2 separate regions of the Mus musculus genome follow, and region 1 is linked to region 2. A link is a loop called in an ENCODE intact Hi-C map of the cell type or tissue named here. Cell type or tissue: heart. All regions are shown on one strand. Each heading gives the region's core, and the rest is flanking DNA. Links, peaks and the distances in the headings are about the cores only.

Region 1 (14,752 bases), core at 4,745-7,244, 90 kb before region 2:
GAAAATATAAGAAAACATTGTATATATGTATTGAATCATCTCAATTTATGTAACCACACATACAGAGATACTAGACTAAGACTAGAGAGAATTATGCTCTAAAATAGTTACTGCATTTTCCCATTTTACAGTGAGTGCCCATTATCCATAAATACAGAGGGCACAATCATTTTTAAAAGTAAGAAAGTGTAATCAAAATTGACATGGGAGATAGTAAATTGGCAATGTGGAAAATTACAGTGATACACAGAAAACCATGAGCAATTCACCGAAAATATAGAGGAGAAAATGACTGAAAAGAGGGGGGGAAAAGAAGCTATTCAGAGAGAGAGAGAGAGAGAGAGAGAGAGAGAGCGAGCTTAGAGAGAGAGCTTAAGAAAATGGTACTGAGTCTATGGAAACTCAAGCCCCTGAAAAGGGTTGAAATGGCCTCCTCACTAACATAGAAAAGAGGAAATATCCCAAGGTAGATAGAAAGCTGTATTGTTCATGAGGTAGCAGGGTTTAACAAAGCTAAAATCTCAGCCAAGATGTGGAGTTATAGTAAAAAATCTGCTCTAGAGTCAGGCCTACTCTGAAGAGTGAGATACTTGCCCAGAAATAAATAAACCATAATTCTGGGCCATGCCTCTGAAGACAGATCTGCTGGATTCTGTAGCTCTGAATGGCTGCAGACTCTCTCTGGACACTCTGACTTGATTGTCCTTGTTAAGGACGACAAGCATGCCCCTGGAAAATCAGGATTCCAGCGTCAACACCTGGAAAGCCACCAGCGCTTCACCTAGAAGAAACATCTCTGACTGTGTATTTTGGGGACGTGTGCTGCAGCCCCTTTTCAAGCCAGAACAGCATCTGTGCCATGCCTTTTTGTAACATTACCCAAGGAAGTCTGACCATGCCACACAACCTTTGAAAAGAAAAAAGAAGTTCTGTGAAATTATACTGGGACTTCCCGAGAACATTCCAGCTGTCATTTTGAGAAGTCTGGTTCATAGTATCCATTCATACTTCAGTTATGGTACAGCATATGTGTACACTTACTTATTACATACATGTGTATGTGTGTACTAGTATGTTATAGTATAAAATCCATATGGTAATATTTATTTATGTATGTATGTATGTATGTATGTATGTATGTATTTATTTATTTATTTATTTATTTATTTATTTATTTAATAGGGTCTAATGGCCTAACCCTAACCCTAACCTTAACCCTGGTGCATGCTTATCGTCCCAGGGGCATGCTTGTCGTCCTTAACAAGGACAATCAAGTCAGAGTGTCCAGAGAGAGTCTGCAGCCATTCAGGGATAAAGAAGCCAGCAGATCCGTCTTCAGAGGCATGACCCAGAATTATTTGGCGTGAATTCACCAAGGACGGCCATGAACCCCCGATCCTCCTGCTTCCTCCTCTCAACTGTTGGTATTACAGGTGACTCTCAGCCTCCCTAACTCTAGTAGTTCATTTTTATCAGCTTCCCTACTTACAGTGACCTAGTTATGACAAAGGGACATATTCAAAGACTTTAAAAAAGAATGGTTTGAGCCACAGGGACTGCTGGCTTGCCCACTCTAATGCATTAGAATGAACAAGAATTACATTCTCAGGCCCACTGGAGCCCTGCTGAGCTTGGCTCTCTAGGGGCAGAGGCTAGGAAGCCATTGAGAACAAATCCTCTCTGGGAGCTTCTGCAGACTGCATGCAACACGCGCTGCATCTCCCATCACCAAGATGCCAGGCCTCTTTCCCAGACAGAGACTGTTTACCTTTCAGGGGAAAGGGGACTTTGCTAATGTGATTACATTAAGAACCTTGACTTGGAAAGATTACCTTGGATTATCGGAGTGGACCCAATCCTATCACATGGGTCCTTAAAAGTGGAGACCCGATTTCACATCTGCAGTCAGAACATGACAGTGAGAGAAAGGTCAGCGAGATGGAATGCAGCTGCTTTGGGAGGTGGAGATGGGAGTAGCAGGCCAAGGAATTCCAGAAGGCTTTAGAAAACTTGAGGAGGTGGGGGAAATGGATTTTCCCCTTGGGCTTTTAAGATGACAGTCTTGATTTTAGTTCACTAAAACCTAGGCCAGACTTTCAGAACCATAGGATAAGAAATGTATTTAAAGCCACTAAGTTGCATGTAGCACCCTTAAGAAAGAGACCATACATTGGAGGTTAAAATACATGGGAAGTTAAAACAAATAGTCCCAGGACAACAAGACAAGGGTCTTGCTTCCTAGTTTACTTTGTCCATAGCAGACATGTGATCTTCCACAAAGGCATTCTTTTGTCAGCCTCAGTGCTCTCATCCATAAGATATGTGGAGCTATCACTGCTTATCAGAGCTTCTGAAAAAACTATATGTTACACACACACACACACACACACACACACACACACAAACTTCTTGATTCTAAGGTTAGTAATACTTTCTCAGTGTTAAAACCATGAACTTGACATGAGAAAAACAACATAAGGAGGGCTGCTGAGTTAATGGAGTTCATTGTCTGTGTTACAAAATGTTTTGTAAAGATTCACATTTGCCAGGGCATGATGGGACATTCTTTTAATCCCAGCATTTGGGAGGCAGAGCAGGTGGACCTCAGAGCTCAAGGCCAGCCTGCTCCACATAGTGAGTTCCAGGCCAGGACTACATAGTCAGACCTTGTCTTAAAAAAAAAAAAAAAAAAAAAGCATAAATTCCAATCATTCACTCTGAAGATCCTGGTGGAATGGAAAATTCACCACGGCTGTCATTTGCATCTGTTGTGTGCCCTCTTGTAAGCTCTACAGTTGTTCCTGATGAATACAGAGAATGAATTAAATGTATGCATAGACATAGCAGAAGCCTTAGGTAAGCTGTTGGCAAACAGACAAATAACACATACAGCCAAGTAGCACATACAGCCATCGAAGCATGGCCACAGCTGTCACTTGTGGTAAAGATAGGATTCTGTGGTGGCCGCAAGACCTTAGGTTCTAGAATACACAGACACAAGGTCTGTAACTCCCAAGCAAGAAGCTGAGTGGTATGTTATTAGTTGTTTTGGGCCTCAGTTTCCTTGATTGTCAAATGGAGTGCCTAATTCACAGTGAGAAGTCAGTGTGTCTGGAAAGTGCCTAGACATGGAGGTCAGCAATGGGTACGCCAACATCTACCTATGCTTTAGCTTTAGTTCTATATACCAGAAGAGCCAGTGGAGATGAGTGCTCATGGGAAACAGCACCAGGATCTAAATCCAGATTCCATCAACTCTCCAAGAGCATACTTCCCCGGCTTTCCTGTTCTCTGGAAGAAACCTAAAGGCACGGCCAAAAGCAACGTGGGCGCCGCTTTCTGTTTGCAGCTGTGGTCCTTTGTGGAGCCCATACTCCCAAAAGTCTGCCTTCCCGCTTTCCCCGCCTTACCTGGATCACTCCTCCCCCTTCCCCAGCTCTTCCAGCCAAAAAGGCCTCTGGCAGCTCCAGCATCTTCCCCAGCCAGTCCATCATCACGGTCTCCAGCTCTGTGCACGCTGGGCTTGCAGCCTGCAGTGGGGGTTGGGGGAGAAAGTGAGCAGCTAAGCCACAAGGCAGCTGGCCTCCGCACAAAGGAGTGACACAGGAAAGCATTGTTTCTTTGGTGGTTTTTATTTGATCAATTTAACAAAAAGTTCACATTTTTGCCCCCCAAATCCACCCTTGGTGGGGAATTAATCCCTTGGTTTCTGGGATTTGAGTGTGTCTCCCACATTCATATGTTGAAACCTGAACCCACGATGAGAATATTAAGAGGTGGGGGAGTTTACGGGTCAGCCAGCCTGTGTGGCTCCTTGCTCGTGAACTGATGGAAAGTGGGTCGTCTCGGGAGTGGATTAGATGGAAACAAGGAAGTTCACTCCAAGAACAGAAGTTCTTGTCTGTTTCACGCATGCCTGCTGCCCGCTGCATATTCTCTGCTGCGATCACACAGCAGGCCTTGCTGCCAGATGCCAGTAGCATGTTCTTCACACCCTCGAGTAGACTTCTAATGTTTATAAAGGATTCAGGCTACAGCATTTTGTTCTCCCCCTGAAAATGGATCGAGACAATGCTATGTTCTCATTTCCCAGAGATCCCAGGGCGCCTCAGGGGTTGGCTCTGCCAGGAGGCCTGGAAGCAGAGCCTGGGCCTGACAACACTGACAGAGCTTTACAAGGAAGACATTTCTCTCTCTTCCTCATCTCCTTCCAGATGAGATCCATCAGGGATCCATGAGGGTAGACCTCTATGGGCCCCTTTTGAGTTACCCCACCAATTGTATCATCTCCCCATGACAGGTCACAGGGTATAAGCTGAGAGCGTTCCCTGGATGCATCATCTTCCCCAGCCCACCACATACACAGCCATGGTTCTTTAAGAGCTAATGCTGAAACAGCAGCCCAGTTCCTGAGGAGTTTAGGGCCAATGCCTGGCTAAAACCCAAATTTAAACTCTTTCAATCTCAGGTGGGCCTCAAATGCCTGAACTCAGTCTCAGATATAGCTTCTTTCATTCATCCAGATTGGTGTAAGGGGGATGGCACCATGCCTGCCTGCTTGTGCTCGGTGTGCTTGATCATATAACAGAACAATATAAAAAGGTCTACTAGAAGACCCTCCTCCATGGCCAGGAGCAAATTTTATAGGGCAGGATGGAGCCAAGAAAACAGGTACTGCCTACTTTCTTCTGCTAGGCAACATCAGATAAGCCACTCATCTCATGTAGTCTTTTAATTCCCCAGTGATTTGGTGTCTGGCTTCTCTCCTCTCATTGCACACAGAAAGTAGCTAGCTGGGTACTCTCAGGTCCAGGCAAAAGTGACTTGAGCCTCCATTTATTTTGGGTCTTTACCTAAGGGGCACAACATGGTGACCAGGCTGCTCTTGTGCATTCTGGAATTATGACACATTGATGACAAGAGGAACTGAGGACTTTCCCCCTGCTGGTTAGATGGTTATCCCCATCCTGCTGGGTGCTACTGCAGCCAAGCTAATGCTAATTCTCAGTATAGGAGCCAACATTCCATGTTATGAACCACAGCTATCAAGCAACACAACCTCTGTGTCAGGCTCTTCCTCAACCAAGACCATCCTAGAAAAGCAGATAAGTCAGAGGTTGATTTTGGGTCTCCAGACAAATATATGCAGTGGCTTTTGGAGCAGCAGAATGACACCAATGAAACCTGCCACAACAACATTTAATGAAAGAAAAGGATACACTCATCCTAGGCTTGGTCTATAGAAGAAGGCCCCAAGTGCCTGACCTAAGAGCAATGGCAACAGTTCAGCAAGAAGGCCATCTCAGCTCTTCCCATGAGCTGTGACTCCCACTAGCCCAGCCCCTCAGTATCCCAGCTGGAAGAAAATCAGGTGCCATGTGGTAAAGCAGTCAGCTCAGCTGGGCCCTGATGGCTGCTGAGAATTCATAAGCACAAGAATCTAAGGCACAAATATGAGAGACACTCACTCTCTATCTAGAGAGCCCAAGACAGTTCTAGGCTTTGAGGAATTCTTCATGGAGTGAGCAGGCTCAGAACCTGAGAGCCAATGACATCTGCTTCAAATCTTGCCTGAAGCACACAGCTGGGACACAGAGCTCAGGGAGACCTAGGCCAGATGCCTTCAGTAGGGAACTTTCTAAGTCTTTACTCCATGTAGAAGAGGACCTCACACAGGGAGGGGTGAGTAGCCTGTAGGCAGGCATGGGCCTATTTTTAGCACTTTTGCTCTGCCTCCTTGCCCATCAGATAGGCTGGACAGTAGGCTGGTGGGAGGCCGATGAATGAGTCAAGGGTAGGAACCGTCTCCAAAGTCAGAGTGCATAGCAATCTTCTGGTCTTGGGGGAATGGAAGCTTCACAACCTTGAACTGGGATTTTGATTCAAATCAAGTGGTTATTAAAAACAACAACAACAAAAAAAAAAAAACAAAACCAAACAAATAGAAACCAAAAAACAGTACTATGCTGAATCCTCTTCTCTTCTCTTCTCTTCTCTTCTCTTCTCTTCTCTTCTCTTCTCTTCTCTTCTCTTCTCTGCTCTGCTCTGCTCTGCTCTGCTCTGCTCTGCTCTGCTCTGCTCTGCTCTGCTCTGCTCTGCTCTGCTCTGCTCTGCTCTGCTCTTCCTTCTCTTCTCTTCTCTTCTCTTCTCTTCTCTTCTCTTCTCTTCTCTTCTCTTCTCTTCTCTTCTCTTCTCTTCCTTCTCTTCTCTTCCTTCGCTTCTCTTCTTTCCCTTTTCTCCTCTCCCCTTCCCCCTTCTCCTCCATTCCTTTCCTCTCTCCTTGCTTCTTCTCCTTTCCTCCCTCTCCCCTCTATCTTTCTCCTTCTCCTTCCTCCCTCTCCCATATTCCACTCAGAATTTCTCTTCCCTTAGAAACTTCCTCCCTGGGACCCAAGCTCTGCTTTCTGCAAAGTAGCCCTGCTACCTACAGGTGACAGAGCCACCTGTTTCTGTCCTGTGTGCAAAGGGATCACCGTCTCATGCAAGAATAGACCCCACCACAGTGTCTTGGAGATACTCACCCAGGAGAAACCAATGCAGCCAATAGCACCACACAGCATGTCTGCAAGCATAGCTGGGTATGAGCTAGCCGTGGGGAAGTAAGCGAAGAAATAGGGACTGTGCCAGTGTGTCACCTGTGGGGAGGAGGACAGTTACTCTAGGACAAAGTGGTGAATTCCTCAAGGTACCTGTAGAAGGCAACTTGGGCAGAGTTTCTCAAGTTCAATCATCCTATACTTTCTGTCTGAATTTCACCCCATTATCATTACAGTAAACAGACTTCCTGTTTGTGCTTCAATATCTTTGCTAGTCAAGAAGGAAATGCTGTCTTCAGAAGATAATGTAGGAATTATTATATTTTTTTCATAACACGTGAAGTCTCTAGGTAGGAGCGACAGCAATACCTCTTTGGGTTCTTCCTGGGTTCTCTGGACAGGGAAAGCACTGCACCACACAACCGAGATCCTAGTGCAAAAGGCTTGGTTTTCTCAAAGCTGCCCTAGCAAATTCAGTTGCTTTTGTCTATTTTGGTTTTTTTTTTAATACCCAATTTTTAAAAACAATTTTTTTTTTTTTTTTTGGGTATTGTCCCTTTCCACTGTCTTGTACAATCTGGTCCATCTAACAATCAGTTCCTTTAAGAAGAGCTGTTGCTACCTCGGTTTCTCATAATAGCCACAATCTCCCCTGCTTCCTCTAGCACAGAAGAGGAAAACAACCTACTCCGTGCCAACCCTGACTTAGGTACAGTGGAAAAGCTCAGACTGACAGGGAAAAGAGCCTCATAGGTGGTGATCTTTGGAATCCCTAAGATGGTGGGAACCAGGATAGTGGTAAGGACACACAGACCAATATTGGCTACATGAGCAGTCTTTCCCTTGCAATGTGTAAGTTGAAACAACATCTCCAGCCCCAAATGGCAGTATTAGGAGACAGGGCTTTGGCAAGGTACGTAGATCATGAGAGTGGGGCTTTGTGATGGGATTTGGGCTCGTATAAGGAGATATGAGACTGATCATAGACTAACAATTCCAGAATTTATAGAGGGCACGGACTGTATCCATTTGGAAAGTTTGAACACAAATCCCACCCCACCACCGAATTTCATTAAATAAAAAATTCCACTTTTGAAATATTGAAAGTTGATCTTCTGTGTGGTGGTTTGTAGCAGGCTAAGGAAACATTTCTCTCTGAAAAGTTCAGAATGCTTATATGGTTCTGATCAAAAGATTCTGGAAAAATGGTCCACTCCTGATTTCCCAAAACCAGAAACTATGTTTCTTTCTGCATCGCTAGCCAGGTGAGACTATTTCTGACTTTTCTCCTCCAGATTCTAGTCAAATAAATGTTTCTTTTTCAGTGATTATAAGACAAAACTCTGAGGGTTTTAAGATCTCTGAAATCAGGATATATTTTCCAGTGTAAGGAACATGTACTCAGAAACTCTCCTCTGTACAAAGTACAAATTTCTGTGATGAGGCACAGTCTTAGGCTGGTATATATATATATATATATTTTTAAAGGATATGCCTGTCCTGGGGAAGAGATTTCACAAAGTGAACTGCGGGCAGAGATGGAAAAGAAGCATTCATTCTTCGCCAGAGTACAAGGAAAGACGATCCCTGAGAGCAGGAGGGGCCTAGATCCTGTCATTATAGAAGCTGCGAGCTCAAATCACTCCATGTAAACATTCAAGTAAAGATGAAAGTAGGGGTCTGCAGGATGTGAGGAGCATTGGGTGTCAGGCATAGAAGGAGCTATTAGAGGGGAGACGTTAAGTGTGGTGGTGGGGGAGGAGGAGGAGGAGACCAGAGCTAGCTCCCTACCACTGTGGGGTACAAAGCTGCTCTCTGTAACTTAAGAAGCCCTTATCTGAACCCAACCTCCACAAACTTGAGACATGTCGAAGCTGCCACGTCTACATTCTTTATTATAACATCTTGCTATGGCGTGGCTCTTAAGAATTCCTAAAGCTCCTTAAGTTTGAGGCTCACACCCCAAGGTGGCACTAGTGGGAGATACTAAGAGGCCTTTGCTGATGTGCCCTCAAAGGAGGCTGTGATGGCGATCCCCCGCCCCCCCCCCGCTCCCCGCCCCCCCCCCCCCCCCAATGCTTTCCAGCCCTGAAGTGAGTCGATTTCCTCTGCTGTGTGCTTCGGCCATGATGTACTGGCTCACAACCAGCTAAAAGCAACAAGACCAAGGAGTCCTGCAGCTGAACCTCCAAAACTACATGTCAAAATGAACCTTGTCCCCATGTAAGTTTGTCATTCCAGCTGTGTTACAGGGTCAGAAAGCTGACTAACACATTGCTTTTTTTTTTTTTTTTTTCATAGTCTTTGCAAAGATATAAACATGTCTTTTCTCAGTAAAACCACACTAGGCCTTTATGTGGCACGAGCAAGCCCCGATTAAGAAGATAGCCAACTAGGATAGCTCATTAAAAGCTGGAAGATTCCAGCAAGGCTCATTGCAAGTCTGTCTCCAGGCCTGGGAGTGGGACAGAGCCAGAGGGGGAAAAAAAAGTGAGAGTGGAAGAAAATCAGGGTAATGAAGAACAGGAAAGGGGGAGGGAGGGAGGGAGGAAGGGAGGGGGAGGGAGGGGCTGACAGTGAGTCTCGGAGGCTCTGGAGAACTTCACGGGCTGAGTGATGTGTTCAGCAGAGCAGGAGTGAGGCCCATGAGGCTTTAGGGAAAAAAAAAAGAATGTTCAGATAAAAACCAAAACATCTGTAGTGGTAACTCGCTTGTCTTTGCGGAAATGCCTTTATAAAGTGTAATTGCAAAGCCCCATAGAGGAAGAGGCCAAAGACTGCACAAAGGCAGAGGGCCAGAGGGCACAGATGGGGCCCAGGGCCTCAGTTTCTTTCAGGTACCTGGAGGCTCCACACTGTCTGCCGCCCTCCCAGGGTGAATCCTGACTGGAAAGCGCACTCCCCTGCTCTCCTCTCTGTGAATAGCCACAGAATGTGTGGGGTGGATAGTTCTACACTGGCTCTGCACAGCACAGACTCTTCACCTAACTTCTGGTTAACCACAGCTAGCAGGGGGCTGGCTGGATCTGTAACTTGGGGAGCTAATGCCAGAGCCTCTGCATTTTCCAGCTTTGCTCTGCACAGTAAATACTCCTATAGAACACAGACTCCTGCGGGAGGACCGCACATTTTTCCAGCACTGCGCTCCTGTATTCCTACTTGGCCTGACATTTGACTAGGCCTCCCTGTACTGGCTTTATGCTGAACGGCTTAGTTTATTTGCTCAACTCCCAAGCCAGAGCCAGAATTTTGAGTTATATTCAAAGAACAAATGCCATGGGAAATCTCCTTAAGATGAAACTTGACGAGGGCTATGAGAGATGTTCTGGAACCGAGGAGCTGCCTCTGAAGCCCAGGACTTTGGCTGACTATGCGCCTCCCCAGAGCCTCTGTGTTCTCTGTGAAAACAAGAGCAGACTGTCCACTCTGTCAGATCCCCTCCTGCCTACTCCTCGGTCACCTTAAAGTCACAACTAGTAAGCCCCAGTAGGGGTGTGTGCAATCCGCCAGTGTTACCAGCACCAGGCCCAGACTTCGTTCAGGAATTAATGATCAGGGTCACACCCATTTGTTCAAGGCCATGTTAAAGGATAGGCTTTTAGGTAAATTGCTTGCTGGGTAAAGTAGTACTCTGGAGACGGGGCACTGAGATTCACTGCAACCCTTTGATCCCTCTGACTATCAGGGATAGCTCAGCTATTCTGTGCCCTTAGGCAGAACCTGTGCACAACTGTCCATGCCCAAACAAAATGGAGCAAACATTTTCTGGGTACATGAACGTTAGCCTTTGGCAGATCTAAGAACGATGCAAGTACCTTTATTTAGGGTAATTAATTAAACTGCTTGCAATCGACCACTAGGAGCTTATTTTTTCGTGCTATCAAAGAATAACCCTCTAGGAACCCTGTATGGTGATGCAAATACTGGTCTTGGAGGCCTTGGAGAAAGCCCTTGCACTGCCTATGTAGTTTGGCTCTATCCTTTACTCTCCCATGAGAGCTTCATGGACCACCTAACTTCTCTAAACCTAAGCTGTCTCCGCTGAAAGCAAAACAGAGGTTAGTAGTTTCTCTTTAGCTTACGTGTTGTGGTGACCCCATGACACTGGAAGTACAGCTTTCAGGGGGTGCTTTATAGGCATAAGCCCAGCTGTTATTTGACCTCAAATCCATACTCACTTACCCCTGGCATGATTATCTTCTCGATGTCTTTGATTATGTCCTCGTATGTTTCTGGCTCCTGGGGGGCAGTGGCAGGGATCAGGGGCCGAAGATAGCCAGGCTCCACATCAGGGTACACTGGACGACCCTCAATGCCATCCAGATAGTCAGCTATATAATCCACCATCTCCTTGCCTCTCCTCCGGAATTCACGGGAATCCATGTTGAAAACTGCCGACAGAGAGAATAGAAATCAACCAATAAAACATTATAACTCTGAACTGGGCAGGGGGGTGAGCAAGTCCAGGGAGCAGAGATTCTATATCATAAAGACCCTCAGTCCCCAACCCAGCATCCCTTGCCACCTTCTATGTCTGGATGAGATAGACATGCCACTGGATCCACACAGTGCTGCACAATGACCACTCCACATCTCACAAGACAGTCAGCAGAAGACAGAACAGCACCCTCATTTAAAAATAAAAATATCACAGTAAAATGCAAGAAGCACACAGTTATGGATCCTTCCGACTTTAATGACAAATACTGGTTCCCATTCTGGCCCACATTCTGCCTGTATGTACCCTTTGTTAGCCATCTGAATGAGAGCCTTGCACTTCGAGCCCCACTTTTCAGCTGAGAAATGAAGACGGCCACGGCAGCCCCTGAAGAATGGGTAAGGGTAGGACCACAATCTCTGGAGGCTCAGCCGAGAGCCTAAGACAGCACAGCTCTGTCCAAAGCTAGAGATATATGTCTTTTCCTGGAATCCCATCTCCTGGTGACCTGCACCTTTGCCTATAATCTGCTTATCAGGATGGTACTTTCTTTATATTACCCAAGTCAGACACACAGGCAGCTATCAAGAGTTTGTGTTCGTTATCTTCTTCAACATTCCAAAAGTCTGAGTGAAGCTGACATACAGTCATTTTTCTACCAGGCACTTACTGCGGCTTACTTGGGCTGCAGATCATGAGACAAATCTTTTTGCAGTACATTTCTTCGAGAGTCGTTTTAAACAGTAAAATCACAAGAAAAACAGTAACAATATAAAAGATGAGGTCAAAACAGATTAGGGGGCGAAAGGACCCTTAATTTACATCACAAGAGCTCAAAACACAAGGCAGAGAAGCGCCTGGTTCAACCGCAGAGGGATTGTGAGCTTCTGATGATTCACGGAGTTCCCTGGCTCTGTGCTTGGTCAGGAAGGCATAGTGAGCCTTAAGTGAGGATTCAGATACAAGTTAGCATGCTGGAGAAACTGAGTGTCTCGAACTTATGTTTGGTAAAAATCAAATGTATTTGCAAAACAAGAAAGATAGACAACCTGCTAGAATCCTGTCCTCCCCATTTGTAACATGTCTTTCCTGAATAGTTGCTAAATTTGTGAGAGACAATTGAAAGCTAAACAAAGGATACATTTCTAAATCCCTCCCTTAGTCCAGAGCTTTGTAATTGAAGATGGATTTTCCATCAGAGTAAGTACTGGGGATGAGTCAAATCCATTGTGATTAGCATTGGAGCTGACCTTCATGTCCTGTTCCCAGCACTGCCCCATGCTCCCCATTGTCTGGGATGGGAGGGGGGCTGGACAGATTTTGTGATGTTAAATGCGTTCAAAATGATTCATCAGACACTTTTTTAAAATGGGAAGACAGATTTTTATTCAAGAGTACTGCATAGGGGAAAAAAGTTTGCCCTCAACTTTGAAACACCAGGGACAGATGGGGAGCTGTAGCCAAAGGGGGATTACTCAGGGCTTTCCGGAGGAGTGAAGCCCACCATATACATATACTTCTAACTACAAAAGGCGGTTTTTTGGGTTGACTCACATGCTCAGAGGCTGTTTCTTCCCACAATGGCTGTCAGCAAGCTGGAGGACTAGAAACAAGTTGGCACTTAAGTCCAAGAAACCGGAAGTCTCCGTACAGGATCCACCAATGGTCAACCAGAAATCAAAGCCCTGGAGGTACCACAGGGAGTCACTGGGTGTTGGTATTTATTGAGAGACGGAAGAAGCCAGAGTCTGATGTCCACCAGTCAGGACAGCAGCAAAAAACAGATACCTGCTAGGGCAGGGCAGTGGAACTTCCTCCTTCGGCCTTTTGATTCATCTGACCCAGTCTATTGGTGCTGCTCAGATGCAAAGCTAGTTCTTCTGTCAGTTCACTGACCACCCTCCAAGAGTTTCTGGTAATATTGTCCCATACGCACCAAGACATGTGCCTTATCAATTTCCTAGGTGTCTCTCACTCTAACCAAACAACCAAGGGCAATGATGATAGCACCCACTAAACCCAGTGAGTAAGAAAAATGACTGAGAGCATAGGAGTTAGTCTCGGGGTTGGGAAGTAGCAAGCTGGATCAGATAGATACCAAGGGTGGAAAGAGATGAGATACATGTGATTAGATGCTAGCAATATCCGCTTTGCAGGCAGGGCTTCTTTGTCAAACTGGGTTTAAGCTGACTAATGTTGAGCTAGGAGATAGTTGGTATCCAAGGACAACGTACCTGATCAGGTTTTTCCTTCCTCCAGTGTTCTCCACTAAAGGGACTACACACAGGCATGATTTAAAGATGACCCAGCCTCCATTTCAGAGTTACCATTTGGGTGCACATTTCAGCCAAGAGTGCTTAGGAGACAATGGTGATACATAAGGTAAGCTATAAATTACAGCCCAACAGGAGGCGGGAGGGAAACCATATTGGTAAATGCATTCTGTCCTGTGCCTTCTCACGATGACATACTACATACGCACTGGGACCTGGCTACAGTCAGGCGGTGCCCCTCCTTTGCTGAGTATTACCATCATTATCTGTTTCCAGCTCTGTTTGTGGGAAAAGGTGGGCGGGGGTGGGGGGGACGGCAAAATGCAGAGCTGAGGTTCAGGGTCAATAGATGACCTATTCGTACAGACCCTGACTCATGTTTAGTGGCTATACACCAACATACTTCTCAAATTGCTACCATATTAACCCTCGTTTTCCTTAACTGAAAATAAAAAATCAAGATTTTTGTTTTGGTAATGAGAGTCCCGCCACTATCAATTTATTGTATTGAATAGATGCATAGGAATAGCTTTGGACAGTGCTACTAAGAATTGTCAGTTAGAGTAGCTCCCCATTGTCTCGGTTTTCTTCTTCTGAGGTTTCAGTTAAGTTACTTGCAGTCAGCTGCAACCCAAAAACGTTGAATGGAAAATATAGGGCTTGCAATTTTTAAGTTGTGCACTCATCTGAATAGCATAATGGCATCTGTGCCTTCCTGTTCTGTGTCACCCTGTACATAAATCATCCTTTAGTTCAGTGTTTCTCCCCTGTATATACTACCTGCCTGTTAGTCGTCCCAACACAGCAGTTCTTTGTCCAAGTAAGCCTTGTACTAACGCAATAACTTTCCCGTTGCATATTCGCTATCGTTAACTTCTTTCTGTGTCTTACTTGTGAAATAAGCTTCCGCCCAGGTACATATGCGTAGGGTACATTTCTGCCCTTAGCTTCAGGGAGCCTCTGTAGGTCTTGAACTGTAGCTCCCTATGAATTACAGGCAAGTATTCTAGCAGCTTTTGATAATTACTCTAAAGCAAGCCTCTTACCTGTTCTGCAGGTTTTTGTTTCACACTAAAAAAAAAAAACTGAAAAAGTCCGAAAAGTGGAAAACATTTGATCACTTCTTTAGGACCAATTTTTCTAGAGATATATGGCTTTAGTGTTTTTACATTATACTGCTAAATTTCTCTGAGCACACTGTTTTATCAGGCTTCTCCTTTGATGGGGAGTGCTACACAGTCACAGAGGTTAATTTTAAACTTAACCTGTCTCCTAAGCATGAATGGTTCTCTTTTACCTCTGACTATTGAAATCAACCAGTGCTCAGATGTTGCTTTCACGTCTGGATTTCTTCATTTATGAATTGCTTATTCACTGCATCTTCCACTAAATACCGGCAGTTTTTTATTTAATTGCAAGGATCCTAACACATTACAAAAAAACTTCTACCCTCATATCTGCTTGTTTATGTTTTGTGATGTTTTCCTCATTTTTGTCTGACCTAA
Region 2 (14,752 bases), core at 7,922-10,421:
TGTTAGTGACCCAAAGACAAATTAGAACAAGGCTCCCTCACCTTCGTGGCCCCCAGAGCTGCCTGGGACAAAGGAGAGCACTATAAGCTACATGAGTTTTTCTATAATTGTGTGCCTGTGATAAAAGTTCATTTACAGACATGGTACGAAATTAACAGCTCATAATAACAAACACTAACAGCTCATAATAAAACAAAACAATTCTGAGGATGTACAGTGGTAAAAGTTATTCGAGTAATTCATTGCTCTTAAAAACATTTGATTTATCTTACTTACCTTGTCAGATAAGGAAAGTATTTTACAGCGTCTCTGTCACTTCCAAGTGGCCAGGTCACTGCTATTGGGCTTTAGAACGCTTATTAAATAAGACAAGGGTTGCCTGAACTCAAGAATTATGATATCAAAATAGACAGTCACGTTTGCACATGAATATACCTATACAATAGCAATATGCACACATATCCAAATACAGACATATGCATAAAACTGATGTATAAAGACAAATACATATGTTAGCTTTATGTAGATATGACGTGATTCCCATATCAAACTGGAAAAATACAGTAAGGAACACAGGGGAAATAAACTCAGCTAATCACCAACACTTCACAGACTCACTGTGACAACATTCTTCTGCCCAGATATTTATAAATAGAAACCCTGACAGAATTGTAATCATACTGCACACACACTTTTAAGCTGGGCTGTAGAGCTTCACATTACATCATAAACACTTCACCATGTCATCATGTTTCTTTGTTGCTTCAGAGCTTTCAAGGCATCACAAATGAAGACTTCTCCCACGCTGCCTACTGCCCCCCTGCTTTTTATTCTTATTATAGAATTATTAGGATGGTCTTCAAATATATATTTTAGTGCATATGTTTATTTTCTTAAGATAAATTGCTTGACATCATGCCTTGCTAAGACAGCTCTCTATTAAGCTCAAACATTTCTCAAGGACTTAGTTGGCCAGACATTTTGGGCAAAATGCTTAATCTGTTGAGGAACAAGTAACTTAGCGGACAAACCCACCTGCCATCTCCAGATCTTCCGTTTCCCATTTCCCCGGGTATTTTCCCCTGGTATCCACTTCTCACATCTGCCACACTAGACAGAAATTGTGGTTCAGTGTGGACTTTTAGCCCACATGTCCTAGACATGTTCCTACCTGCTGCATGCATCAACCCCTGTGATTGGATGTTCTTAGCACTACAATTAGGATGGTTCAACACACAGGATGTCATACAAGCAGTGTATGAAAGCACCTCAAAAAGAGCTTGCACTCACTAAGTCATTCCCAACATCCACTGAATGTTTTAATCAATACCACACACACCCTCTCAGATGGCTGTTTCTAGACTAAAACTCCAGCAGTCCAAGCAAAACTTGCTACGGAGGACACCACTGACACCATTTTCTGGCCTGCTCGGCAGATGAATCTGCTGGGGAGCAAGGAAGAAACTCAAACCAGGAAATAACTGTGTGTGCTAATTCCTTTAAACCAAGGGAATAGGGGTCTGTTGAGCAGAGCCTTAGGAGGTCCAATCTCAAGATGGACATGGACACAAAACTAATGGTACACTTTTTACTTTCTTCTTTCAAATGGTTGGTATTCTCAGAGTCAAAGAGGTTTCCAGGACAGATACAAAAGCAAATGACACTGCCTCAGATCTCTTGATTTGAGGCTGTGGGTTTTTTTTTTTTTTTTTTTTTTTTTTTGGTTTTGTTGTTTTGTTTTTTTTTGTTTTTGGACAGGAGTGGGAAGAGGTCTCCTGACTGAATACAAATGGAAGTTATCTATATGAAAAGAGCTAGACTCTAGTGGATTTATTTTATCTGAGGCCCATTCCCCAGTGAGTAGGTGGCTCTTAAAAGACCCACAGATCATTCCTAAGTGTCATGTACAAAGCCTTATCGTGCTGGGCTCTTATGGGTTCCTTCACTGGGCCTGGCCAGTGTCAGCAGTACAGACATGACTGCGGAGGTGACAGGGTGGAGCATGGGGTACATATGTCCATGAATGGAAGACAGCTCTTTGTAATGCATAGTATAACTCTAGTACAGCTGCCTTTACTAATAATCTCAGCAAATGAGAGTGAATTAAAAAAATCATGTAGCAACTTCCAACTGCTAGACTGAAACACTGCCTGAAGTTGTGGCATAACACTTTTATAACCTAGAAATCCCATCAAAGAACTCAGCAATACAGAACTACAAGTATGATTTATAACATTTCTTTTCCAAAAAAGAGGCATTTTTTTATTTGAAGTTTACTAGACTTATCATAAAACAAATCTAAAATGTAATTTAAAACTTTTTAAAAGATTTGAGTTGGACTGTGTGAAAATTTGCAAGTTATTTCAGGTCCATTTGCAGGGGATGAAGTGAGAAGTGCATTCTAAAACGGATTCCCTCAGCTGATACTCCCTAAGAACCTATTCAGTGCCAGGCATGAAGATTCTATGGATTTGCCCCCTCTAATAAATGTCTTTGGTAGATGAAGCTTCATTTAAGTGGAGGAGAGGCAGACAACAGAGGCAAAAACCAGGGGTGTCAGATGTTAGAAGGTGAAGGGGGTTAAAGACAGTGAGAAGATGTATGTGTGTATGCATTCAGGCTAGAATGGAAAGTCACTCTGCAAAGGGTTGATGGGTCCTGGGTGGGGACTTATTGCTGAGCTAGAGGTTTTCATAATGCTCCAGGCAAGCAAAATGACTTGGCCTTGAATCTGGAAGGAAATTAATATAAACATCAAAAATTCAAAGATAACCTTCTTGTAGATGCAAAGAATTTTGGTGGCCTGCTCTGGTGATGTCTGTCACCTTGTGTGTAGACAGGGCATAGTTTTGGTTTTATACAGAGGGCTTTTTGTTATTTTTATTTTTTATTTTTGGTTGAACATCTTATTTTGTAATACTTTGACACTTGCACAGATGTTTAAGTAGTATAGATTTCTGTATGTGCTTCATCAGGGTTCCCTAATAGCAGCCTCTGGCCTCATTTACTTGCTCATCTTTCCATTCTCTTCTCTGTCTACTGGGGTCTGCTAGACTATGTGATTTTTTTTAAACTGGAAACATTCTTATATAACTCTAGTTCAATGATCAACAGCAGGGAATTCTCAGTGGCCCACATGACTGTCTAATTCATGGGCCCCGCTTGGACAGAGCTGTACCCCATTAGGTCTCTTACTCTGTAGGTCTTTATTTCCTGGGACTTTTCTATGGTCTAAAAAGTCCTGAAGAGCTCTGGCTGTTCAGTAGAACATATCCAGGACCTGGTTCAGGGCAGGCAATACCACTGAAGAGATGCTGAGATCCCTTTGGGTCACCAGGTCTGCTGTGCCCCACTCCTGGAGATGTCTATTGGGACCACACACTCAAGGCTTCCTGATCTCCATCTTCCTTCCTTTTTCTGCTCTTCCAGCGGCCTCCTCCATCCTCGTTATACCTTGCCTTTACTATTTAAAAAACTTTATTCCTTTTACTGGGGAGCATGTTTAGAAACCAAAAACAGAGAGAAAGTGCCTACTGTCTTACTATTACAGTTTGAGCTGAGTGTCTGCAAAGGTCCATGTGTCCGGGACTTGGTCCCTAGCCTGGTGAAGTTTGGAAGAGTGGGAGCTTTGGGTGGTTCTTCAGCCCCTGTGGGCCCCTGTGGGCAGCCCCTGTGGGCCTGCCTGTCAAGGAGACATTGTGGCATTGAGCTCTTCCTCTCTGTGCCTCACTTGACAGCAGCACCCCCACTCCAAGGAGGGCCCTTTATAACTCTGAGTCAAAAGAACCTTTTTATCCTTACGGGTTGGTGCCTCAGATCTATTTTGCTGCAGTGGTGGCAAGCTTGTTAAAACACTGTTTTGTTGTGACTCAATGCTCAGAATTCATATTTATATTCCAGAGTTAAATGAAAAAGGAAAAACTGTCGCTTCCCCTTTCAAATATTTATGATATTGCTGCCGCTGATCTGGTTCCCTTCCAGGGCTTGGTGGGGAAAGTGGGGACGGTGTGAACAGAAACACTTTCAGGGATAAAAGCCCAGGAATGAACTGCACATATAAATGAATCCAAGATGCCAGAATACTATAAAACCGTTAGGAACCTACTGCTTTGATTTAGCACGGAATGTCTGCGGATACAATTACAAGAAGGAAACTACTTTGAGGTAAGGTGAAAGATAAACAAGTAGTCATTTGCATGTAGTTCTCTAGAGAATCTGAAGGCATGTAATTATTAACCTTTCCAGATGAGGTCAACATCTGTACTCTCTTTCCTAGAAATGTAGCAACTTGGCACTCGTGGTCACAGGAGAGGAGGGTGTTTACCCCATTTCCCTGCTGAAGACACTCAAAATACCCTCACTCGCTTCCCTCCAGGGAGTCTTTATCGTTTTTATGTTTGTCCTGACTCACTCAGCCTAGCTAAGAGAGTGAGGTGAATGTCTGGGAGACAAGTACCCAGACATGAAAGAGGGAGGAGGGAGGTGCCATGCTGGGCAAAAAGCACAGGCACAGACGTGAACAAGGCAGCTCAGCCGGCAAGGAAGGCAGTTTTATACTCAGACTAATGCCTGCTACGAGAGTGAAGAGGCTAAGATTTAAGGCTTGGTAGTGTCGGTGAACATTTTCCAGTTGTATGGAATACCCTCAGCTAAGACAAAAAGCTTTCAACTTTATAATTTCATGAGACACCTCTGTTCTAAACCAGTAGGACCATCAGAGGTATGGAGTGTGGGGGGAAAATCCACCCTCTCAGTTGCTCATAGATCAAGTGTGGCCTACCTTAAATGTTTGTGATTTTAAGTTTCTTCAGTCTGGGGACTATCTGCATTTACCCAATGAGGTTAACTGGGGAGGAAACCAAGTCTAAACCTAAAGTTTATGTTTCAAGAGTGGACTAATCCTTAGGGTGACGGTTCTTTTGTATAATAAAACAATAATTTTAATACGTTAATAGTTTAATGAAGTAGCAAAGGTGGAGTCTTCTACTTGTGGCCTCATGTTGGAGTCTGAAGCATTTCAGATTTCACTTTTGTGTGAGTAATGTACAGGCTGCAGCTATGAAGAGCAGACATTTTCGTGTTGTGGGTGTAACAAGCTGCTTTCCCTACAAGGTGAACTGTGGATGCAAACACAGGGAAGAGTGCTGCTTGAGTTGGCAAGCCAAGCCATCGCAAAAGGGATGCTAGCCTGTTTTCTGATGCTGAGATAGAACACTGACCAAAAGCAACTTGGTGGGAAAGGGCTACTTGACTTATAATGTCTAGGTCCCAGCCTATCACTGTGGAAAGTCAGGCAAGGGTTCAGTATGGGAACAACAGGAAAATTCACACAGCCAGCTTCCCTTATATAGCTAAGACTCGCTTACCTCTGCATGGGGTTGCCTAGGCGTGGGCTGGGCCTTCTACATCAGTCAGGACAGTCTCACACAGACATGGCCACAGGCCAATCTGATCTGGGCAATCTCTGAACTGAGCCTTGTTCAGATGACTCTGGGCTGTGTCAATCTGACAGCTGAAGCTAACTAGGACAGAAGCTAATCAGGTAAAAAGTTCACTAGCTGGCGACCTTCCCATTTTCTAATGAAATTTAAAGCTGAACCATCAAGTAAGAATTCGCAAATCAATTTTCCTAGGAAAATGATTTCTGGTTTCTAGCAAAGTCAGAGGCTTTTTTTTTTTTTTTGAATCATCAATATTCAAAAAATAAGCCCTTCCCCTTGCTGGTCACTGACTCTGCAGAAGGATCTTATCACCTTGGTCCATGTGCAGGGAAGGCACAGACTCATTCCTTGTAGCTAAAGGCTGGTGGTTCTTTCTACAAGATAAAATTTAAAGGTTCATGTTTGCAGTACTTTTTCAAGATAAGAGAGATCTGAGGCTATAGTAATCAGCTAGGCGTCTCAAATTTATAGAATTTATATAAGATATTTATAGTGTAGAGAAACACTAGGCTGGGATTTCACATGAGATTCCTGGGATGGTTTCCTGTCTCATTTTTAGCCAAGCACATGGTCGGCTCTAGGTCACGACTCCCTGCTGTGATTGCATCATTTGTTCAGAGTTGAACAGAGACATGAAGGTACTGTCACGTCGTCCAAGCAAGAGGATTATGCTCTGGCTCCAGAGGCTGTAATGCTCGGGGCTCTGAGCACTTAGTAACACCACCAATCAACTGTGACAGTCAGGGGCAGCCTTCACTTTTATCTTGGGCAATTTAGCACCATATTCAAAGTAGGCTCAGTGGGAACTGTTTTTATGTATTTTTATAATATGTAATATCTAATAAATACTTAAAATATGTAAAGTTTTTTTAATTCCTTCAAAAATTTCTAGATTAATTTGAGTTTTCTTTGTTCACTTTTTCAGGTCTTCTAAGATCAAGTAGGAAATGTGAATTCCCAAGAACGTGGGGGAAAATGCAAAATTTCCCAAACTATGGAATAAACATGTTTCCTAACCTACAGCCTTGTACTTGCTAGACAAATGCTGCACCACAGAACTATACCCCCAGCCCAAGCTAGTGGTTTTGCCTGGCTGCTTTTGGAAAACTCACAAGGGTACTCCTAATGAGATGGTATACGAATGTTCAGTTTCCTCAGGGGTGTTCTGCTACTTGGGATTTGCTGTGGCACCTTGCTTCAACAAAGGTCTTACATGTGAGTGATCTCAGATACAGATTCTATTCTTTTGACATTTTAGTTACTGACTCTGCAAAGTGGCCTTGCCCTTCTTGGGTCTTGGCTGCTGTTTGAGCAAGTCTCTGGTGGTCTGTTCTATTCCACAAGAGAAGAGGGTAAAATAAGCACCCACAGTGGCAGCTGTGGCGTTAGGTCTTGTATCAAATATAGGAAGCAGCTGCACTGTGCCTACATTTTCCTATGTGCTGAATTAATGTCACCACTGGTCTGAGAGGCTAGGGTCAGTGACACCAGCCTCCTCAGACAGATAGGGAACTGAGATGCTGCTGCTCTGAAGGGGCCACCAGCCCTGCCTTACTGCATGAGCCTGGGCTCACCCTCTACACACTGGGCTTGCCTCTTACAGAGGAGACAGGCAACCAGGCAGGGCCTCCCTGGAGAGATGTGAGTGAGTAGGAGGTCAGAGGAGAAAGGGGTGGTGCCAAGCAGAGGGTTTTATCTTTTGACACAGGATGAGCTGATATATCTTACGCTGGGCTGTCACGGGATACTGGCATTGTCTCTGTCTCACTGGGCATCCCCGTCTCATTTCTAGCTACAGTCCAGGGACTTCTCTAAACAGCCACAATTTGCCTCAAGCTGGGATCCCAGAACTCAAGTTAAACCTCGGCTAGATCTAGGTCTCCATACTTCAGATCTCAAAAGGCAGCAGAAAAGATGACACACCTAGCTGTGAAGGCACCGAAAGCAGGAGGACTAGTAAATGTATGGCTGAGGCCTTCGGGCAGAGGAGAGTCTACTCTGCACATAGTAGCCGGGATTAGATTTTCCCACTATACAGAGGTCTCGAGTGGCAGTGCATTCACAGAAGAGCAGGTTAAGCCTAGGCAGACCCCGGAGGTCATCAGTAAGCGCAGAAGTAGAATCCTGCTTAAGGCCATCAATTCAGTTCCAGAAAATTAATGTTTAAAATGAAGCAAAGAGAAAAGAACTGTTTGGAGTTGAGGCAGTATTTATGCACCATTAATGATGGGGCACAAAAAATTATGAGAGTAATTGTGTTTAAATAGCAAAGGGAAAAACATGCTCTAAGGAGTCAATGTGTGGTCTGCCATTGCTGAGCTTGTTATGAATTCAGAAAAGGTCCCATCTACAGCACTACCTAGCATGAATCAGACCTCCTCTCCTATAGCACTACCTAGCATGAATCAGACCTCCTCTCCTATAGCACTACCTAGCATGAATCAGACCTCCTCTCCCGAGTTCCCTTGATCCCCCCAATGTCTTAGAAGCTCTGCCCTTGAACAGTACAAGTCAGCAATGGCTATGTCTGGTGCTATGTCTGGTGTGTCAGCATACTCCAGATAGGACCTCAGTTTCCCTTGTCACCACTGCATGTGTTCAAGCCCCTGGTTCGCCTACTGAGGTGGAAAGGTTGTGTTTAATGACAGGCCCAACTTTGGTCACACTTGCTCTGCCTACAGAGATAGTGTCTAAGTTCCACAACAGGGAACAAGGTCAGGGCAGCTTCTGCTTTCTGCCCCAGATATCCTACTCCATGAAAGTTAAGTGTCCTCATGAAGGAAGCCAGCCAGGTTTGGTTTTCTGCAGCTAAATATATCCTGACAGTGGCTGAGACAACTTGGAAATGCATACAACCGGTAGCCATTTTAGTGCCATTGTCATGTGTAACTATGTCAGTCCTCAGTGAAATGGGGTCCCTCACACCCTTCCCAATTAAGGCTGTCCCACCAGGCTGCTGAGTACACAGACCTCCAGACAAACTGTACTCAGGGCAGTGTTTGTTGGATGGTAGCAAGCGGGATTTAGCTCACTTTACACTATCGGCATAGCCCCTGTACGGGATGACTTTCTTCAGTGGTGTAGCCATTAATAAGTTGCTCATGCTTGGTAAATAACCTTGACCCTCAGTAAAACTCAGTGGATCAGAACAAAACCAAAAAGGCTGGTGAGATGGCTCTGCATATCTGAGCACCTGGGTACTACTCTGATTTGAGCCATGGATCTATATGAGAGAAGAGAACTGAGTCCTTAATTAATTGCCCTTTGATGTCCATACTCACTGTACTGCATGTGTGCCCCCCACTAAATAAATAGATATTGATCAGAATATATAATTTACATGTATGATGTTATCAAAGAATAAATACACAATAAAACTAAAAACAGCCACAAAGAACAGCAGCCTTCCACAAGTGAGAAACACCTTCCCTGCTCTCACTGGTCCCAGTTGGCTTGAGGAATCTGACGACAAACACGCCAGTGCACTGTTCTCATGAAGAGCCAACTCTGATCCCAAGAAAAACACGAGCAGGCAAAATTCCCGGGTTTCCTTATTCTTACAAATTTGGACAATCGGTGGGGAGGAGGCTCATTTTCTTGCTAGCCAAGGCGAGGGCCAGACAGTACTTTTGTGGTCTACTTCAGGACAGGAAACTTGTAAACAACCTCGGGGACAAACCATGCACGATCATCAGGATCCTTACTCAAGGCAGAAGGTCACCAGGGAGGTAGACAGCCCAGATGCACTTCAGCATGTGACCCTGTGCAGAAGCCAGGACAGTGCTGGCTCCGAGACAAGGGACACTGACCTCACCTTCTAAGTCTGACAGTGCTGTAATTCGGGCGGCTCGAGAGGCACTCATGGGGAGCAGTGTTCCAAAGCCAGCAGAGTATTAGAAAAAAGCCTACTGCTGGAGAGCCTGGTGCTGTATGCCACTAGACTGCAGAGAATGGGACTGGCTGGCTCCGCCGTGTTAGAGAACAGCAGAGGTGGGCAAGTGGAAAAAAATGGGTCTAGTGGGAAAACACAGAATCTTCTAAATTGCAAGTTTTAAAGAGGCAGCTAAGGTAGCAGGAAGCCTGTGAGGACTCTAGGCCGAAACACTAGGTCAGACACAACTGTATGCTGACACCAGCCTCACTTTACTGTAGGTGACTGACATCTGTACTGACTTACAGCAGTAAGTGAGTGAGCACCACAGCAGCCCATGCGCTGCACAGAGCAGAGCCTCCATGTAAAGTCACTGTCTATGTTCTACTCCCTGCAGCAGGCAGGGTGTGGTATGCTGCTGAGCCCTGGGCCATCTTGTTCCTAGCTCACTGCTAAAGGGAGTTTGAGATGCCACGATTCCCCTGCTCATGTCTCTGATAAGCTGAATGGCTGTCACTGGGGAGTTTCTCACATGGGGGCAGTGACTAGCTCTCTACTTCATAGTACCACTTCAAATGAGAAACAAGTTTTAAAAGGGCAGTTATTATCTCCTGAGTCAAGTGGCCATTCTTTGGCCTTGAGCAGGCTGCATTTGAAGTCAAGACCTCAAGATGGAAGCTCTGATTGTATCCCATACTGAAGAGTGCCTGCACAGGAAGGCCCAGCGGTGTGCCATAGCAGAAAGGCTGATTGACCCGGATGACCTGGTCACACAACTTCTTTAAAAGAGCTAAAATCATCCTTAAACATCAAATCATTAATTAAAAAACAACAGCAGCAGCAAGAACAACAATAAATAACAACAACAACAACAAAACAATCAAAAGATTCTTTGAACACAGTGATGCATTCCTCAGTCTGGTGAGAGGCTAAAGACACTTGGGTGACAAGCCCGAGGACCTGAGTTCAATCCTCCAGGACCCGTATGGTGTAAAGAGAACTGACTTATGAAAATTGTTCTTTAATTTTTTTTTTGTTTTGTTTTTCGAGACATGGTTTCTCTGTGTAGCCCTGGCTGCCCTGGAACTCACTCTGTAGACCAGGCTGGCCTCGAACTCAGAAATTCACCTGCCTCTGCCTCCCAAGTGCTGGGATTAAAGGCGTGTGCCACCATGCCCAGCTGTTCTTTAATTATATATATGCATCATAGCACACATGTTGTCCTCAGGAATAAATAAATAAATAAATAAATAAATGATACATAAGTGCATAGTTAATGTTTTGTTTTTTGTTTTTGTTTTGTTTGTTTGTTTGTTTGTTTGTTTTTTTTTTTTTGCAAAATTACCCTGATACATTCCTAACTTAGTAAATTGAATTTTGGCCAACACATTAAAAGAACTCATGAAAAAAAAGTTCAGTATCAACCCAAAGAGGCTATCTTAGAACTTCTGTCCTTTTTCCACAAAGAAATGCATCATTGTGTTGTAGTCAGGGACCACTTACATGCTTGGCAGGTGGCTGGCTCGGAGGAGGAGGTAAGGAGCTAGGAGCAACCGAAGGAGGGCTCCCAGGGGCCGCACCAGTGAGCTCCGGAAATGGGTTGGGGATGGCCGGAAGAGATGCAGTTCTTAACTGCTGGTCTTCCTCCTGAAGGCGCCTATAAGGAAGGAGTCAAAAACTAGTTTGCCATCCTAGCACACACCTGCTGGGTCTACGCCCCAGAGAAGGAAATGCTGGGTTTCTGTGGATGCTGGTACAACCATGTTCATGACAGCCTTATTCACAGTGGCCCAAATCAGGAAGCAGCCTAATTGTCCAACCGTGAATGGGTGATGAAATATCATGTAGCCTTAAAAAGAAAATTATCCAGACAATAAGGGAAGGGAATTCTGACCTATGCTATAAATCCAGTAGCAGAAGGACACACACTGGCAGACTCCATTGTACAGGGCATACAAAACAGTTGAATTCAGAACGTAGAATGGCAGGGGCAGAGGAAAGAGAGGGGGGAGCTGCTATTAAAGAGTTCAGTTTCTGTTCTCTAAGATGAGAATATTTTGGGGATTGGCCATTAATCCCGAGTGTTCGCTAACACTTTAAAAGGTGGCTACTATGCAACATATGCTCTGACTTTTAAGATACCAGCTCTCTCAAGGAATGAAGGGAATCTGTGTTGTGATACGTGAGGAAGTCGTTCCTATACCAGTCTGATGATGTGGCAGAAAGCTCATTTTTTACTGTTAACAAATCCTGGTCTTCCTGTAGCAGTTTCAGCTTCACCATCTTTGATCTACAGAACCAGACAGGGCTGTTTCTGATGTTCCAGCAGCCCACAGAATCCTCCTTCTTTATTAGGGTGTATTGAAAATTTATAAATTATTTCCATTTTTAACCTCATTAATTTTTTTAATGCTATAACATTTCACAGACACTGCCCAGAAGTGTAATTAAGGGGCATTATGAAAAGATGAAAGCAATCCCTGTTACAGAGGCTCACATCAAAAGAGGCTGTCCCTGAAGCTGCAAAATGAAAGTGTCTGTGGAGAGGACCCAGGACCCAGAGATATCAAGATGGCTACAAAACTGCTAGGACCTGGGAGGTGGAGGTGTCTGTGCTTCCAAAACCTTGCCTGGTTCATCCACTTGAAAATAATTCTCTCCCTCGCCAAAGTCCTCCTCCTGCTCCATCATTTAGCCTGTGGGATGTCTGGGCCTCCTGCAGACTTTTCCTTTATATCTTCCTCCACTTAGCTCACCCAGCCTGTTGTAATCACCGGGAGCCCCTCAGCAGTGTGAACCCAGCACCCACATCCTGGGAAAGGACACCTAGGGGAGCTGGTTACTGAGGCTGAAGAAGATTTAATGTCAGACCATAAAGAACCCTTTTAGACGGTTCTGGAAGCAGGGAGGAGCAGAACGTCCCAGAATAGGCAGTGCTGAGAAAGTACAACCGCTGGAACTCCAGCTGGACAGAGGCTGGGCAACAATCCCAAGCATAGTCGACTGCACACACATCTGTGAATTCCCAGCGAGGCAGGGGCAAGCTTGTATTAAGAGCTCATGATCCTTGCTCGGTCATGCAAGCCTGTAACTCATGGGATCCTGAGAAGGAGCCAGACAAAGGCAGTGCTCCTCAAGCACTCCTTTTCTCAGCTTGCTTTTATAAACCAGAGATGACTATAGGCTCCACATCTTCCTCTCAACAAAACTATTATCTACTGAACACTCTTAACTATGCTGTTTGCTTTTGTTCAACACAACCCAGCCGCTCTCCTATTCTTCTGTGCTCTCTAACTCCACATAAATGTCACATACTCGCAGAGCGTGACTGCTTCTTGCTCTGCAGTGCTGTCACCTAACTGCATCTTTCTTCATATCGGGGCCCCATCACTTGCAGGCCTGTAGGTTCTTCAGATGGCTTTCATGTCACGACATACTCTGCAGCCATGTTGCTCTCTCTTTCCTGCCCCTTAACTCTCCAAGTCAGAATTGCACTACCTAAACCAAAATCTATCCTTTCTTATATGTTCTAATCTTCTCCTTGCCTCCACTCTCCAACCTTCCACTTTCTGACTAGCTTGAACTCAGATCAGAGATCTGTCACCTCCCAGGAAGTTCTCTCAAGGTTCCAGGACTCTCCTTTTGCTAACACAGCTATGCATTTCTGTTCAGTTTCCTAGGGATAAGAACAAAACAGAACCACTCTGGGGACTGTACATTTTTGAGTAGGCCCTGGAGGACACTGTAGCTGGTCTATAGACAATACTCTGAGGAACATGAACCTGGAGCATGGTTAAGGAATCTGCTGTGAATCAGGAGCTCAGGAAAAGGTATAGCTGCTAAGCCAGGCAGCAAGTTCACACCAAACGCTGAAATGTTACACAGCATACCCAAAGCCATTGAGAGCTGCACTTTTAGTTCTTTGAGGTCAGCTGGCAGAGGCATGACTTGAAAATTCTGATGACATAGCCACAGATGGTCAACAGCAGCCTTGTGTATCACAACAACTATCCCACTTTCTTCCTTCCATCTTACCACTTTGTGTCACTTCACTATCACAACAGGAAGGATAGAACTCACTCATATGACTTCATTAGCATTATAATTGTTCTTTTGTACTATTAATTATTGTTGTACATATTATAGTGTCTAATTAATAAGCCAAAATTCACCATTGTTCTGTGTGTGTAGGGAAAACTACAGTAAACAAGGGTAGGGGGCAGGACTGTGCTTTGGCTTTAGGACTGCGGGTCGGCTTCCTCAAGATTATAGGGCAACAACTGTAGCTGCTATTAAGAGAACAAACTCATCTAACTTGATTTTACAGTCACTGCCCATCACCATTTGGAGAGCAGAGCGCATTGTCTGTGCAGACAGCACATGTTCTGGCCCACCTGAGAATGTGCACAGGCTGCGAGCGTTGCATTTTCTGCCTCGGGGACGCCTGTGGCTGTCCCCGGGAGCTAGATGCTGCTCCCTGGTTGCTGGCATGCTGGCCATCCTCAAGAAGTGGTGCAGTATCAGTATCAGACTGCATGTTGCAAGCTGAGTTAAGGCTTTCCACGGACGAGTTAATATCGTTGTTCATTAGTACTTGAAGCCCAAGACCATGCTCTGTACATAAAAAATGGCAAGAGAAGAAAAAAATGTCAGTGAGGGTATAGAGTTCCACCAAAATGGTTATCTTTGGATGATCAGGCTCCTAAACCAAATAGTATTTTAATATTACTATGAAATCATATTAGTAACATACAATACAAGTTAAGTCTGTGTGTATACATACTACATGTATAGTTCAAAATGAAGTTATTCCATTTGGGATGGCAATGCTTCCTGAAAAAGCTATATATTATCAAATAAGCATGAAAAAAATCTTTTGGGTTGTTCATCAGGGGAGTCCAAGACACCCTCAGAATAATACAGCTATTGCAGCTGCTATTGGTTGCTTCTGGAAGCTGAAGGTACGTCCTTATTGCTAAAGATACCATGAAGTTTAGACATAAGATCTGGAACACCCAAGCAGGATCTGACTTGAAAATCTCCTCCCTTAGGAGTAGCTTTCAGAAGACCAAAAGGTCCTATGAAAGCTATGAAGCGAACATGGTGACCAACAGTCCTACCAGCTATAACACCCATGAATCACAACAGTGACCAGCATGGCAAGACAGTAACAGTGCAATAGTGGCACCCATATCTTGGTGGCAACCAATGATTTCTCTAATTTGACTTAAGACCAGTGCTGGAAACCTACCCAATTTCCCAGTACAAGTTAGTCATGGATATTAGAGATTTTTTTTTTAAAATATCACTTTAATAAACCAGCATAGCTTCTAATTGGATTCAACTCATCCTTACACCTACAGATAACTATAGCTCTCACCTCTTTGCAACAAATAGAAACCATTACAGAAAGCTAGCTAGACAAAATATAAAGAACTGA

What was found. Peaks named below come from ENCODE experiments on the same cell type or tissue, not always from the same donor. Only the 100,000 strongest peaks of a DNase experiment are listed, where the experiment ranks them.
Region 1: it touches region 2 in a loop (2.7-fold over the local background); 4 of 42 quality-filtered maps call a loop at or near these places.

What each region holds. Positions count from the first base shown.
Region 1 is chr11:11,869,724-11,884,475 of GRCm38, forward strand. Ddc (dopa decarboxylase) reads right to left here. Exons shown (of 15, transcript NM_001190448.1): 2 at 10,719-10,927; 3 at 6,522-6,635; 4 at 3,411-3,530. The coding sequence starts at 10,919. 1700042O10Rik (RIKEN cDNA 1700042O10 gene) reads left to right here. Exons shown (of 4, transcript NR_045178.1): 2 at 1,241-1,433; 3 at 13,234-13,356. Among named protein-coding and RNA genes, the nearest start is that of 1700042O10Rik, 9.0 kb to the left of the region's middle. In heart, for the core only: no CTCF peak of the experiment used is centred there; a DNase peak (open chromatin) is centred at 5,708; H3K27ac peaks cover 2,500 bases.
Region 2 is chr11:11,956,717-11,971,468 of GRCm38, forward strand. It overlaps Grb10 (growth factor receptor bound protein 10), which reads right to left. Exons shown (of 17, transcript NM_010345.4): 3 at 13,707-13,926; 4 at 10,816-10,969. The coding sequence starts at 13,900. It overlaps LOC102631979 (a long non-coding RNA gene), which reads right to left and starts at 10,809. Exons shown (of 2, transcript XR_381046.3): 1 at 7,837-10,809; 2 at 1,690-7,800. RefSeq lists enhancers at 26-1,027, 5,140-5,905. In heart, for the core only: no CTCF peak of the experiment used is centred there; DNase peaks (open chromatin) are centred at 8,235, 9,185 and 9,675; H3K27ac peaks cover 2,439 bases.